2 separate regions of the Homo sapiens genome follow, and region 2 is linked to region 1. A link is a contact called in ENCODE Hi-C or POLR2A ChIA-PET data. All regions are on one chromosome and are shown on one strand. Each heading gives the region's core, a stretch centred on a gene start or an enhancer-like site at or near the end of the contact. The rest is flanking DNA. Distances are from core to core; before and after follow the strand shown.

Region 1 (3,546 bases), core at 370-2,869:
GGAAAAAGCCTGAAATGATCCTTTTCCTTGGAATGTATTGACTGATTTAAAAGGAAATGGCTGCAGTTTGCACACCGACACTAAGCTCAAAAGCAAGACGGAGAATAAGCCAACTAGACTTGGCCTGGCTGGCTACTTAAAAAAAAAATTCCTCCCCGAGCTGGCAGGATATTGTCACCCTAAAAAGCAGTGGCAAAGATTCTCCTCTCACAAACATGGATAGCTTCCCCTTCCCTCTGACCGCTCCTGCCCACGTGGCCCTAGAGGCTGGGACCTTGTCAGTGACATGTGACTCGGTTGACACTCGTTTGACACAAAAACATGTGTCTGGCCAAGAGAAGCGGGTTTAAAAAATCTAAGAAACTTCCTCAGGCTTCATTTGCTCCCCCATTCCCAGTAGGGGAGACCTCGATGGGCAGGACCCAGAAACGTTCCATCTCCAGGAACAAACCCCCGCAACCTCAAACCAGGAAACATCAGGTCTCAAACAGCAGCCCAGAGAAAAGCACTCAGGTTTCTGTTCCTCTAAAGCATTCCCTCATGGTCACTCCTCCCTACCATGGACTTTGATTTCTGCAAACCAGATCCTCCACGCTAAAGCCAAATCGACTCCTAGCTCCTCCATGAAACTTTGCTTCCTCTTTGCTTCCTCCCAGAGAGAAGGTGGCAGGTTTAGGAGTGGGCTGCAGTGTTGAAATCAGGACTAGCTGACAGTTATTTTATCAAACCACATTCAGAAACGGTAGATACGAGGAAAAGGTTCAAAGATAAGCCGTAAGTAAAATTCCTGGAAGGAATGAGGAGTCCCGGTACTGCAGGAAAAGGGCGATGTCAATGATTCTCCCCATTTTACAGGATGGAAAACTGAGGCCTCAGATGGACAGGCACTTGTCCAAGTTCTGAGTCCTGGGACAACTGCAAAGCTCTTAAGGAAGAAGGGAGTCGCTTAAGGATCTGGAAGGCGGACCGGGTGGTGGCTGCCCACCCTGGTTCCCGAGGTGGAGGTTGGGGAGACCCAGCCGGCCCCGCCCATACCTTCCCTCCTGGTCCCGCCCACCCACCTTGGCCCCGCCTCGTACCTCCCTCGCTCCCATTGGCCCAGCCTCCCCAGGCCCGCCCCTTCGCGCTCCCGACATATAAAAGCCCCCCGCCCCGGCCTGCCGACCTCCACTCGCCGCGGGCCTGCGAGCGCCCGCCCCTCGCGGGGGCCGGGCCGCGGGGACGGGGGCGGGTGGTGTCGTTCCAGCCGGGCCCCGGCCCCCTCCCCCACGGTCCAGACAGTCGCCGCCGCCATTTTGACCGCCCGCCCCTTCCCCCCGGACTGTGATTACAGAGACACCTACTGCCCCGGCCCCGCCGCCCACCCCGGCCCGGCCAGCCACCCCGGGGCCGCCCTGGTTACCTCCGCTTCTCCCCACTTCTGTCTGCGGAAACGCTTTTCGGAGGTCTCGGAGTCGATGTTGGGAAGGGGACGGGACGTGCTGGGGTCCCCGGGCCGGGCCTGGGGGGTGGGGGTGGGGGTCGGCCGGGCGGTTGTTGTTGTTGACTCGCGTTGCCGGGTTGCTTGGTCGCCACGACTACCGTGGCTATGGCGCCTCCGTTTCCCTCACCGGGGCAACTGTTGCTACCCACCCTAGTTACGTCACGCGCGGGGGCGGGGCCCGGGGTGATTGGCGGCGGCCGGAGAAGTGATTGGACGGCGCCAGGCCTTGCAGCTAAACTATTAGTTCCGATGCACGCTTTTCAACACCCTCTGGACTTCCCGGCGATCTGATTTATCAGTATGAATGTCCATCAAAAGAAACTGAACCCTCAAAGGCAGCCGGGCCCGTCACTCCGGCAGGGAAGCAGCTGGTTAAGAATAAAGGGGTAGGACTCGTGAGGACGGGATTGGTTTGCCGATGTAAAACCGGCCTCCTGGTTCGACTAAAGGGACGTCAATCTACCAAAGGTTTGCCGCGCTCTCTGGCTGGAGGCCGTGCGCATGCTCGGCACGCAAGGCCGATTGGGAGTTGTAGTCCGCTCTTGCGTACACTTTACATGTCTTACCAAATTAAAAAGGCGAGAAAGGAAGACTCCGCTCCAGACTTCTCTCTCGCTCGGTGGGCCAGTTTCTGGCTTCTTGCGCTGACGTCAGGGGAGGAATGCAGTGACGCAGCGCAGCCCCTCTGTGACGACAGCGGCGAAGGCCGGACTCGGGATTCGATGACGTCACTGGGCGCGCGTCCCCCTTCCCCACTGCCCATGGCCCCGTCGGGGTTGGGTGGAAGCGGGAGGCCGCGGCGGGGTTCGATCCCAGCTCCCACCCGCTGGGGTGACATCCTCCTCCGCCCAAGCCGGCCAGACAGCGCGGCCGCCGCGCCTTCTCCCGCCTCCCGGTCCCCTCCAGCCGGAAAAGGTCACCGCTGCCGGGGTGACCGCGGCTATCTCTGCCCCGCAGGCGGTGCGGCCGCCTTGGGAAAGGTCTCTGCAAGGCGGGGGACTTCATTCGCGGCTTCAACCGCGGTAGATAAGCAAAGGTCAGCCCCGACCCAGCCCAGGGAGCTTGGTCCGCCCAGGAGAGCTCACCACAACCCCCGCCACACACACACACCTCCCACACATACGCTCCTCTGTGCCTCAGTTTCCTCAAGGGACTGTCTGGGTGCTGCAGGACGAGAAGAGACAGAAACAGGGCCCGGACTAGGGTGAACATCTTGGGAGCAAAAACTCAGTCATCAAGATAAATAATCTTCTAATTCAATATTTGTTAAATATCCAAATTAATGGGAAAAAATAAATCTATGATGAACAAAACATCACAATTTTAAATAAAGACAGGATCCGCCAACACAGGGATTAAGGTGAGATGCGTTATGCAAGCTCAGGGTCAGATCTTGTGTTTAAAATAAATTTATTATTATTATTTTTTGAGACGGAGTCTCACTCTGTCGCTGAGGCTGGAGTGCAGTGGCGCAATCTCGGCTCACTGCAAGCTCCGCCTCCCAGGTTCACGCCATTCTCCTGCCTCAGCCTCCCGAGTAGCTGGGACTACAGGTGCTCGCCACCACGCCCGGCTAATTTTTTGTATATTTAGTAGAGACGGGGTTTCACCGTGTTAGCCAGGATGGTCTCGATCTCCTGACCTCGTGATCCGCCCGCCTCGGCCTCCCAAAGTGCTGGGGTTACAGGCGTGAGCCACCACGCCCGGCCTACTTTTTATGTTTTAAATGTCAATTATCTTATGACTGAGCTCTTTGGCCTTCTCTTAAATTTTGCATTCTCATCCCAGGTAGGCCCTAGAACAGCAAGGGGAAAAGAAAACAGGCTCAGACAGCCCTGAAGTCTAATGCCAGCCCTGCTGTGTGGCATTCAGAAAGTGACTCCACCTAAGTTTGTTTCCTAATTCAACCAACATTATATTTCCTCGGTGCAAGGCCCTGGGCTATACAAGTGAAGAAAGGTGACTTCATTTATGGTGGCTCACACCTGTAATCCCAGCACTTTGGGAGGCCAAGCAAGGAAGATTGCTTGAGCCAAGGAGTTCAAGACCAGCCTTGGCAACAA
Region 2 (3,568 bases), core at 445-2,944, 5.2 Mb after region 1:
GGATCACCTGAGGTTGGGAGTTCGACACCAGCCTGACCAACGTGGAGAAACCCCGTTTCTACTGAAAATACAAAATTAGCCAGGCATGGTGGTGCATGCCTGTAATCCCAGCTATTCGGGAGGCTGAGGCAGGAGAAACACTTGAACCCGGGAGGCGGAGGTTGCCGTGAGCCATGATCACGCCATTGCACTCCAGCCTTGGCAACAAGAGCAAAACTCCGTCTCAAATAAAAAAAAAGAAGAAGAAAGGTGAGCATAACAGACAAGGCACGGTGGCTCATGCCTCATACTCATGCCCTCCGTTATCCATGGTTCCCGAATCTGTGGATTCAACCAACCGTGGATGGAAAATAGGAAAAAAAAAATTCCACAAAGTTTCAAAAAGCAAAACTTCAATCTGCCCTACACGAAGCACTTCTTTGAATCCATGTGAATGAAGTGATGTGTAGGCCTGTATTATGTATTCTAGATGTGAGTAATCTAGGGTGATTTAAAGTATAGGGGATTAGCTGGGTGCAGTGGTTCACACCTGTAATCCCAGCACTTTGGGAGGCCAAGGTGGGTGGATCACTCGAGGTCAGGAGTTCGAGACTAGCCTGAGCAACAAGGTGAAACCCCGTCTCTACTAAAAATACAAAAAAATTAGCTGGGCATGGGGGTGTGTGCCTGTAATCCTAGCTACTCAGGGGGCTGAGGTTGCAGTGAGCTGAGATCCCCCCACGGCACTCCAGCCTGGGTGACAGAGCGAGACTCCGTCAAAAAAAAAAAAAATTAAAGAATTAGCCTGATGTGGTGGTGTGCACTTGTAGTCCCAGCTACTGGAGAAGCTGAGGCAAGAGGATCGCCCGCGCCAGAGAGATCGAGGCTACAGTGAGCCATGATCGCGCCACCGCACCCCAGCCTGGGCGACAGTGTGATACCTTGTCTCAAAAAAAAAAAAAAAAAAGGAAACAAGACGCACAGCGATTACTACGCCCCGGGGATTCTTCCAATGCATTACAAATATCAGGTTGTTGAGTTTTTTTTTTTTAGACAGGGTCTCACTTGTCACCCAGGCTGGGGGTGCAGTGGCACGACCGTAGCCCACTGCAGTGCAGCCTTGACCTCCCGGGCTCAAGCAATCCTCCCACCTTAGCCGCCCAAGTAGCTGGGACCACAGGCGTGCGCCACCACGCCCGGCTAATTTTTGTATTTTTTTAGAGACGAGATCTCACTATGTCACCTAGGCTGGTCTCGGGCTCAAGCGATCCTCCCGCCTAGGCCTCCCAAAGTGCTGGGATTACAAAGCCACCACTCCCAGCCTCAGCTACTGAATTCTTGAAACAATCCTGGGGGGACCGGTAATTAAAGCAGACACGGAGCCTTTCTACAGGTTTCAAAACTAGTCAGCGGCAGAGCTGGGATTGGACGGCAGTTCAATCACTGCTCCTCGCACGGTCCCTCCGCGCCCGGCCTTTGTCAGGCCGCCCCTCCACAAGTTACCGGCCCCCTCTGTCCCGCCCGCAGGCCCGCACCACCTTTCTTCCCCTTGAGCTGCATCTCCGGCTCCTCCATAGCGACCGCGGCCGAGCGAACCGGGAAACGGCACCGGAAGCCCGGAGGTTGGGACGCCCGCCTAAGCCTTCCCTGCTGAAACCGGACGCCGCACGGCTCCTGTTCCGGTGTCAGAGGGCCCGCCCTCCCCGCTCCTCAGTCTTTGCGGACAAGAAAGGGGCTGTGTGAGACGCAGGGAAGGAGGCACACCCGGGGGTGGCGCAGTGAGGAGGGGGCGCGACGGCCAGGAGGCTGGTGGAGCGACACCCAGGCAGGAGAGGGGGAAGAACTCTCTCCCTTTCTGAACCCCCTTTTCCTTGAGAGACGAGTTGGGGGAGTCCTCCACGCATTACCCACTCGGGCCGCAAAAACTCCCTTCTTTAGCCCTCTGCCCCCGCCCTTGCTTATAAGCCTTTGAGACCGCAGAAGGGACCTTGTTGTGGAACGGGACGGCCAAGGTACGCTGCCCCTTTAAGTTCCAGACGCCCCGCGTACTTCCCCTACTTCTTCTTCTTGAGATAGCCCCGCCCATCTACCCGAAGCCGGAGCCAATTGGCTCCCTCTGGAAAAATCTGTGGGCAGGGTAAAGGTGAGCGGGCGCAGGCGTAGTGAAATTCTCAGAGCCCTTTAGGCCCCGCCCATTCCCTCCGAGTCGGTGAGGAGGGGAAAAGAAGGCGCAGGCGCAACTGCCCTCCCAGGACCCCAGCGGAACCCACGCCCTCCCCTAAGTCTTAAAGGGCCAGAGGCAGCACTTACTGCCCGGGCCCTTCCTCACTTTTGGGGGGCGGGGGTGCGCAAGCGCAGTGGGGGAGCTCTGGGGTGGGGGTAGCGGTCGAGTATCAAGTTGCTTTCTGTCCCGGCAGAGGAAGCCAGATCGCTGAGGGTCCGGTCTCCAGTTTGCCTCCTGCTATATCCATTGGAAGAGAAAAGTTTGTGACTTGGGCCCCCAAGTTTTGAGAGAACTGGGCTTTCGGCGCGGGGGGACAGAGGAGGCTCGTGGGGAGGTGAGTGGACCTCCTGGATCGATTTAGGAGGCTCGGGTGGGACTGGGACCAATCGCACCTTTGTTGAGCCGTCACTCATTATGGGGAGCCCCTCCCAACAACCATAGCGAATATTTATTGAGCTCCACGCTTAGCAGATCCCCCGATAAGCTATGTACAGACATAATTCGTTGTAGGTCTCATTTCCACATTTTGTCGTGGAGGAAACTGAGGCTCAAAGGTTAAGTCACGTGCCCAAGTTCTCACGGCCTATAAATTGAGGGATTCGAACCCAGACAGCTGACCCCAGAGCCCCGGCTTTTTTTTCCTTTCTTTTTTTTTTTTTTTTTTTTTTTTGAGACAGAGTCTTGCTCTGTCGCCCCAGCTACAGTGCAGTGGTGCGATCTCTGCTCACCGCAACCTCCACCTCCCGAGTTCAAGCAATTCTGCCTCAGCCTCCCGAGTAGCTGGGATCACAGGCGCCCGCCACCGCGCTTGGCTAATTTTTGTATTTTTAGTACAGATGGGGTTTCACCATGGTGGCCAGCCTGGTCTCGAACTCCTGACCTCATGATCCACCCTCCTCGGCCTCCCAAAGTGCTGGGATTACAGCCGTGAGCCACTGTGCCCTGCCAGAGCCCAGGCTCTTAAACATTGCACATTGTAGGTGCTTTGGTGGTGGGGAATGGTAGACCTCGAAAGCAGTTGGACTCTGGTTTTCATTTCCCTGGCTCTGGTAATTAACCTGGACCTCAGTTTACCCACCCTCACAGTGCAAGGCTAGGTATGCAGTCGGTGCCTACTTTATTATAACTGTTGATAATTATTGTCATCTCTCCCCTTCTGACACCTCCGCCAGCTTTCCCCATGGAGCTTACCCAGCCTGCAGAAGACCTCATCCAGACCCAGCAGACCCCTGCCTCAGAACTTGGGGACCCTGAAGACCCCGGAGAGGAGGCTGCAGATGGCTCAGACACTGTGGTCCTCAGTCTCTTTCCCTGCACCCCTGAGCCTGTGAATCCTGAACCGGATGCCAGTGTTTCCTCTCCACA

Evidence for each region. A loop is a pair of places that touch in the nucleus more often than their neighbours do. ChIA-PET counts read pairs that join two places held with the same protein, here RNA polymerase II (POLR2A). Pooled maps may share reads with other maps.
Region 2: a pooled map shows a loop between it and region 1 (9-fold over the local background). The contact joins the promoter of RFXANK here to the promoter of RFX1 in region 1. A Hi-C loop is called at or near these places in 2 of 50 pooled maps. POLR2A ChIA-PET finds 5 or more read pairs at or near these places in 2 of 52 experiments (GM12878 and OCI-LY7).

What each region holds. Positions count from the first base shown.
Region 1 is chr19:14,004,701-14,008,246 of GRCh38, forward strand. It overlaps RFX1 (regulatory factor X1), which reads right to left and starts at 1,620. Exons shown (of 21, transcript NM_002918.5): 1 at 1,403-1,620. RefSeq lists enhancers at 846-1,374, 1,375-1,902, 1,903-2,430 and silencers at 1,042-1,421, 1,472-1,651.
Region 2 is chr19:19,190,564-19,194,131 of GRCh38, forward strand. RFXANK (regulatory factor X associated ankyrin containing protein) reads left to right here and starts at 1,695. Exons shown (of 10, transcript NM_003721.4): 1 at 1,695-1,991; 2 at 2,397-2,537; 3 at 3,376-3,568. The coding sequence starts at 3,384. It overlaps BORCS8-MEF2B (BORCS8-MEF2B readthrough), which reads right to left and starts at 1,589. Exons shown (of 12, transcript NR_027308.2): 1 at 1,518-1,589. BORCS8 (BLOC-1 related complex subunit 8) reads right to left here and starts at 1,589. Exons shown (of 6, transcript NM_001145784.2): 1 at 1,518-1,589. The coding sequence starts at 1,554. RefSeq lists an enhancer at 2,472-2,561.